Linked DNA regions of Homo sapiens: regions 1 and 3 are each linked to region 2. Evidence: read pairs that join two places in POLR2A ChIA-PET (ENCODE). Cell type or tissue: HepG2. All regions are shown on one strand.

The links. ChIA-PET counts read pairs that join two places held together with the same protein. Peaks named below come from ENCODE experiments on the same cell type or tissue, not always from the same donor. Only the 100,000 strongest peaks of a DNase experiment are listed, where the experiment ranks them.
Region 1: POLR2A ChIA-PET joins it to region 2 with 8 read pairs; 3 of 35 experiments call an interaction of 5 or more read pairs at or near these places.
Region 3: POLR2A ChIA-PET joins it to region 2 with 5 read pairs; 4 of 35 experiments call an interaction of 5 or more read pairs at or near these places.

Annotation. Positions count from the first base shown.
Region 1 is chr2:223,679,525-223,682,024 of GRCh38, reverse strand. No RefSeq gene overlaps it. Among named protein-coding and RNA genes, the nearest start is that of SCG2, 78 kb to the right of the region's middle. In HepG2, no CTCF peak of the experiment used is centred here; no DNase peak of the experiment used is centred here.
Region 2 is chr2:223,852,616-223,855,115 of GRCh38, reverse strand. The region is part of intron 1 of LOC124907988 (a long non-coding RNA gene); the gene reads left to right. Among named protein-coding and RNA genes, the nearest start is that of AP1S3, 16 kb to the right of the region's middle. In HepG2, no CTCF peak of the experiment used is centred here; a DNase peak (open chromatin) is centred at 1,555.
Region 3 is chr2:223,907,381-223,909,880 of GRCh38, reverse strand. All of the region lies in intron 3 of WDFY1 (WD repeat and FYVE domain containing 1), which reads left to right. Among named protein-coding and RNA genes, the nearest start is that of WDFY1, 37 kb to the left of the region's middle. In HepG2, no CTCF peak of the experiment used is centred here; DNase peaks (open chromatin) are centred at 710 and 1,290; H3K4me3 peaks cover 514 bases.

The DNA.
Region 1 (2,500 bases), 170 kb after region 2:
CTACAGTATAGATGTATATTTTGTTTATGCATTCATCAGTAGATGGATGTGTGGGCTTTTCTACCTTATGGCTATTGTGAATAATGCTGTTCTGAATGTTTTCTTTTCTTTTTTTCTTTTTCTTTTTTTTTTTTTTTGAGACAAAGTCTTGCTCTGTTGCCTAGGCTGGAGTACCAGTGGCACAATCTTGGCTCACTGCAGCCTCCAACTCCCAGGTTCAAGCAGTTCTCCTGCCTCAGCCTCCCAAGTAGCTGGGATTACAGGTGCACATCACCACGCCTGGCTAATTTTTTGTACTTTTAGTAGAGATGGGGTTTTGCCATGTTGGCCAGGCTGGTCTTGAACTCCTGACCTCAGGTGATCCACCTGCCTCAGCCTCCCAAAGTGATGGGATTACAGGCATGATCCACCATGCCTGGCCTACTATGAATGTTTTAATAAAGGTTTTTGTTTGAACATACGATTTCAGTTCTCTTAGGTATATATCTAGGAGCAGAATTGCTGGATCATGTGGTAACTTTGTTTTAACATTTTGAGAATGTTCAAACTGTTTTCCAAAGTGGCTGCGCTATTTTACAATTCCACCAGCGTTGATAAGGGCTCCAATTTCTCTACATTTTTGCTAACACCTGTTATTAGTTGGCTTTTTAATTTTAGCTATGCCAGTGGGTGTGAATTGGTATTTCATTGTGGTTTTTATTTGCATTTCCCTGATGACTAATAAGGCTGAACATATTTTTGGGAGCACATATTGACCATCGGTACACCTTATTTGGATTAATGTCTATTCAAGCCCTTTGCCCATTTCTAAGTGGGTTATTTGTCTTTTTATTGTCAAGTTTTAAAAGTTCTTTATATATTCTGGACACCAGACTTATCAAACTTATAATTTGCAAATGTTTTCTTCCATGTTTTAGTTGTGTTTTTCACTTTCTTCATGGTACCTTTTGAAGCACAAAGTTTGTCATTTTGGTAAGGTCCAATTTTTCTTTTTTCCACATGTGCTTTTGGCTTTTGGTGTCATATCTAAGAGGCCATTGTATAACTCAAGTTCACAAAGATTCACTGCGATTTTCTCCTCCCTGCCAAACATTTTTTTTTTTTTTTTTTGAGATAGGGTCTTGCCCTGCTGCTTAGGTTGGAGTGCAATGATACAAACACAGCTCTCTGCAGCCTAGAACTCCTGGGCTCGAGCGATCCTCCCACCTCAGCCTCCTAAGTAGCTGGGATCACAGGCACCCACCACTACGCCCAGAGCTAATTTTTGTATTTTTTTTGGAGAGACAGGATCTTGCCATGTTGCCCAGGCTGATCTTGAATTCCTGGGCTCAAGTCATCCTCTTGACTTGGCCTCCCAAGGTGCTGAGATTGAAGGCATGAGCCACCATGCTCAGTCTATTTTCTCTTTTTTTGAGGTAACTTCAGTACTTTTGTAAAATGTTTTCTCTTTGTCATCACATTGACAAATTCTCCTCATCCCAGAATTGTATAAATTTTCTCATATTAAAATGTCTATATATATATATATATATATATATATATATAATTATTTTTTTTTTGACAGAGTCTCACTCTGTCACCCAGGCTGGAGTGCAGTGGCATGATCTTGGCTCACTGCAACCTCCGACTTCCCGGTTCAAGCGATTCTCCTGCCTCAGCCTCCCGAGTAGCTGGGATTACAGGCATGTGCCACCATGCCCAGCTAATTTTTGTATTTTTAGTAGAGACAGGATTTCACCATGTTAGCTAGGATGATCTCAATCTCCTGACCTCGTGATCTGCACTCCTCGGCCTCCTAAAGTGCTGGGATTACAGGCGTGAGCCACCGCGCCCGGCCTATATATCTTTCTAGTAATTTTTGCTTGTGTTTTTTACAGTAACATTTTAATCCCTCTGGGATTTATTTGGGTATGAGAATTGGAGCAGAACACACTTTCCCTATTTTATACTTCAGAGCACTTTCACATAAATTATTTCATACTTGTAATGTAGATGAGAGAGATACATAATTTTTTACATTTTATACATATGAACACAATAATTCAGAGATTTCAAATGATTTGCCTGTGGTAACACATTTAGGTACTGTAAGTATCACACCTGGAATCCAGGTCTTTGTTCATCTGCCTGGAGTCTCTATGACCCATCATCTTTCTCTTCAATGGCGTTAGTTATGGACAGCTCTCTTCTTTGTGGTACTTAACATTACTCACTGGAAGGGAATTTGATCATCTAGTTTGTTAAATCATTATTAAATGCAGCTTATTATATTATTGCAGAGAATTTCAACTTTTTTATGTCCCTAGTTTGTCACAGTGTGGCCTCAGGCAGGTTATTTCATCTCTAATAACTATGACAATAATAGCTAACGTATGTTGACACTGTCCATGTGCCAGGGGCCATGTTCAGCTTTTCACATGGGTTATCTCATTTAATCTTTACACACAAAAAACCCTATGACCAGATGCTATCATGGAAAGGTGTAGTATATAAGCCTAGC
Region 2 (2,500 bases):
TCATGCTGAATTTTATAATTTTAATTAACAATAGTTAACATTTACCACTAGTGTTACCAGAAAGGGGTCCCTATCCAGACCCCAAGAGCAGATTCTTGAACCTTGCGTGGGAAAGAATTCAGGGCAAGTCCATAGAGTAAAAGTGAAAGCAAGTTAATTCGAGAAGTAGAGAAACAAAAGAATGACTGCTTCATAGACAGAGCAGCAGTATGGGCTGCTTAACTGAGTATACTTATAGTTATTTCTTGATTATGTGCTAAACAAGGGGTGGATTATTCATGAGTTTTCTGGGGAAAGGGCAGAGATTTCCCAGAACTGAGGGAACAGACTATATAGGGTAACTTCTATATAGGGTTTTTTAGAGTATATAGCCTATAGTTTTTTAGACTATATATAGGATAACTTCTATATAGGGTAACTTTACAAATGCCATGGTACTTGTAAACTGTCATAGCACTGGTGGGAGTTTTTTAGCATGTTAATGTAATTGGGATGTAATGAGCAGTAAGGATGACAAGAGGTCACTTTCATCACCATCTTGGTTTGGGTTGGTGTTGGCCAGCTTCCTTACTGCATCCTGTTTAATCAGCAGGGTCTTTGTGACCTGTATCACATGCCAACCTCCTATCTTATCCTGAGACTAAGAATGTCTAACCTTCTGGGAATGCAGCCCAGGAGGTCTCAGCCTTATTTTCCCAGCCCCTATTCAAGATGGAGTCACTTGGGTTCAAACATCTCTGATGGATGGGCATGGTGGCTCACGCCTGTAATCCCAGCATTTTGGGAGGCCAAGGCAGGCGGATCACCTGAGGTCAGGAGTTCGAGACCAGACTGGCCAACATGGCGAAACCCCGTCTCTACTAAAAATAAAAAAATTAGCAGAGCATGGTGCCATGTGCCTGTAATCCCAGCTATTCAAGAGGCTTAGGCAGGAGAACCAGTTGAACTCAGGAGGCAGAGGTTGCAGTGAGCCCAGATTATGCCACTGCACTCCAGCCTGGGCAACAGAGTGAGACTCTGTCTTAAAAAACAAACAAACAAAAAACAACAAAAAAACACCTCTGATACTAGTAGTAATAATAGCTATACTTACTGAGTACTGACTAATCCTACCAGCATCTTTAGGAGACATAGGAATTATTATCTTCATTTTACAGATTAGGAAACTGAGGCACAATGAAGTGAAGTATCTTGCCCAAAGTCACTTGACTGGTAGGAGAAGAAGCTGGACCAGTGCTCAAGGCTTCTGGCTGCAGATGCTTCTCTCCTTCTGTAAGACAATCCAGGACTCAGCACAGGACTATGAATCCACAATACCCTGGGTAGGGCTTAGCTCTCAAACGTTTCCCTTTCCAACTCACTTGAGGGCTAGGTAACTGATTGTTCTCCATCCTTCCCAACCCTCCAAGCCCCCAACTATTCTATGGATTTTGAATCACTGTCCTTGAGGTTTGTTCGGTCCCTTGCCCAATATATATATTTACCTAGTGACTTCACTTATGCTGAACCTACACATGGTCATAGGATTACACAGGGAGTTCACCTAAAAGCTACAAAACCAAAGATTACTCATCAGGAGCACCAGGGCTAACTAACGATTCTCTGGCTGATGTTGACATTTAACACCAACTATGGAGTTCAGTATGTTGGATAGGGGGTTGGCAATGTGTGATACCATTAAGCTTCAGACCAAACAAAGACCTTTCATATATGAAGCTCTGTTCTACACAGCTCTAAACATGGCCCCAAACATCACTTTGTTGTATTGAGCAATTGCCTATACCTTCTCCTGGAGTTCTAGGCCACTGGATATGTCAGATAGCCGTAAGCACCTTTTTTCTTTTTCTTTTCTTTCTTTTCTTTTTCTTTTTTTTTTTTTTGAGATGGAGTCTCACTCTGTCACCCAGGCTAGAGTGCAGTGGCACGATCTCAGCTCACTGCAACTTCCACCTCCTGAGTTCAAGCAATTCTCATGCCCCAGCCTCCTGAGTAGCTGGAACTAGAGGCGCATGCCAACACTCCTGGCTAATTTTTGTATTTTTTGGTAGAGACAGGGTTTCACCATGTTGGGCTGGGCAGGCTGGTCTCAAACTCCTGACCTCAAGTGATCCACCTGCCTTGGCCTCCCAAAGTGCTGGGATTACAGGCGTGAGCCACTGGGCTTGGCCTGAGCACTTTTTATAGTGTAGCAATTATTTGAGCATTCAGATTTCTAAAGTAGGATGCATGTGGATGGTGAGTAAATGGTAGCAGAACTCAGATAAGAGTGGGATGCAGCAGTCAGGAATGACACCCATTCTTTTAAACCAAGACCCTGAGTGGGGAAGGCAAGTCAACCAACACTGACTGTAGGATCAACTCAAAAGCTGGTCTTTACATGGGAACACATTCTGGTTACTCTAATGGCTTTAAGTCTTAGCAACCATTACTCCGACATATACTGCGTTTTTGACTGTGACTATAACTGCCAGCCCATATCTAAGGTGCATTTGCATACCAT
Region 3 (2,500 bases), 55 kb before region 2:
ACCCTAGCTACTGGGTAGAGAACAGATTGAGGCACGGCCAGAGTGGCGGTGGGAGAATCAGATTGTTTTAGCGGCCTGGGTGAAGGGACAGTGGCCATGAAGAAGGACAAATGGATGGACTTGAGTTGAGATAAGTCTTGGAGACATCTGAGATAAGTTGGCTGTGTAGAGGAGAGGAAGAGAAGTCAGATGACAGCCAGGTTTTTGGCTTGAGCAGCTGGGTAGGAAGTAGTATTGTTCGCTGAGAAGGGTAAGGCTGGGTGGGGGAGGCAGTTGGAGGGAGAGGGGACAGTGAGAGCCAGCCTAGTTTAAGATACCAGTGAGCTTCCAACTGGCCATGTGAAGTTGGCACAGGATAAACAAAACGAGTCCCGGAGAGGTCTGGGCAGAGGGCATCATCATCAGGTCATTTTTCAAGCCACAAGAATGACTGTGAGTAGCTGGGGAGGGAATGAAAGAAGTCAGGGCCCAGACCTGCTGCCTAAATAATGACACTGTTTTGGAGTGGGGTCAAAGGGGAGGCCAGCCAGGGAGGAGGGGAAATGATGATCCTTGAGTGTGACTTTAAGGGGCCCAGACCACGTTATGTAAGCTGAATTTCCTGACCTTGCATAGTCACGCCAATCATTGAGGGAACTTACTAAAATACAGATTCCCCGGCTCTATGCCAGACCTAGAGCTTCGGAATCACTAGGGAGGGGCCTGGGGATCTGTACAATAAGTAGCAAGTCCTCTAGATGAACCCTAGGGTCAAGTGCTTTAGGGAAACTACATGGTTTTGCTAAAACCTCTGAGGAGCAGGAGCAGGTTTCTGGTTTTTGTGAGCTCAGAAATTTGTAGCAGGCTTTGAAGGGACAAGGCTGAAAGTGCAGGTGCCAGTTAGGAGGCTGCCTCCGGACCCCAGTGTGAAATCATGAAATACTGGGGTGGTGATGGAGAAGAGGCTGTGGCCTCAAGAACTGTCCGGGAAGCAGGGCTGGGTGTGTGAATAAAGGTGTGTGTTGAAATAGGGAGCAGCTTTAAGATGACTTTCAGGTTTCTAGCCAGGAATTAGCTGTCTTCAGAGACAGAAAAGATGCTGATCTTTTTTGGGGAAAGGTGATGAGTTCAGTTTTGAGAACCGACCTTGGGTGTGTGTGCTGGAACCTCAGGGTTTGGTCTGGGCAGGGGTTGGGAGTTCCCTGAACATAGACGTCAGTGGAAACTACAACGGTGGCTGCCGTGAACTAGAGAGAGCAGGTACATTGAGAAAAGCAGAGGGCCAAGGTCACATTCCTAGGGAAATGTCAATATTTAAAGAAAAGCCAGAGGACTGGGAGCCTAAAGGAGAGACAGGAAGAATGGGCAAAGTGGGAGGAGAGCCAGCCAGGACAGTGCAGCCACGGAAGCTGGAGGGCAGTGAGTTTCAGGGAGGAGGTGAGTAAAGGTGTCAAGGGCAGGAGGGAGAGGATGAAATTGGGCCTGGCTAGTGCCTTTGGGATGGCACGTAGAAGACAGCTGCTGATAACAAGAAGAGCCTTTCCATGCAGTGGGGTAGCCCTGGTGAGCCATGGACTGAAGTGTGACTGGGAGATGTGGGAGCCAGAGAGCCTGAGGGTAACCAGAGTGGTCTGGTCATTAGAGAAGCTTTTGGCTGAGAAGGGGTCAAGGAAAGTAGAAGTATAGTTATGAGAGTTTCATTGTTTTTATTTATGTATTTATTTTTTAATGAAAGAAGCAGCCTTGGACCAGGTGTGGTGGCTCATGCCAATAATCTCAGCACTTTGGGAGGCTTAGGCAGGAGGATTGAGCCCAGGAGTTAGAGACCAGCCTGGGCAATATTAGTGAGACCTCATCTCTACAAAAAATAAAAAAATTAGCTTAGTGTGGTGGCATACCCATATAGCCCCACTACTCAAGAGGCTGAGGTGGGAGGATCACTTGAGCCTGGGAAGTGGAGGTTACAGTGAGCAGAGATTGCACCACTGCACTCCAGCCTGGATGGCAGAACAAGACCCTGTCTCAAAAGAAAGAGAAAAAAAAAAAAATAGCAGCAGCAGCCTTGATGTAAGGGCCGAGAAGAAAGATCCAGTGGAAGGGACAGGCTCCCTGCCCATGCAGTTCACACAGCAGCAGGCGGCAGGTGAGGGTGCTGGAAATGCATGACACAGTAGTGAATGCTGAAGCTCTCCGTTTTAGCTTTCAGAAAATTTTATAGGAATATCATCATGTGCATACACACATATAATGAGAAGCCACTAAGTACAAGCTTCATATAGTGCAGTGGTGCAGTGTTGGTGCATTTATCTCCCTAGGGACCCTTCTTGTGGCCTTCAGTTCAAGGGGAGACTGTCATTATAGGATGGCACATAAGAACTGTTACAGTTGTTCAATGGAAAGGGGCAATGCAAATCCAATTTAGCATTAGTTAGCAATTGATCAATTGCTCTTCCACTGAATACAGATTAATATATACAGTGCTGATACATTTTTTCTACTTTACAAAAACAAGATGGAAAAC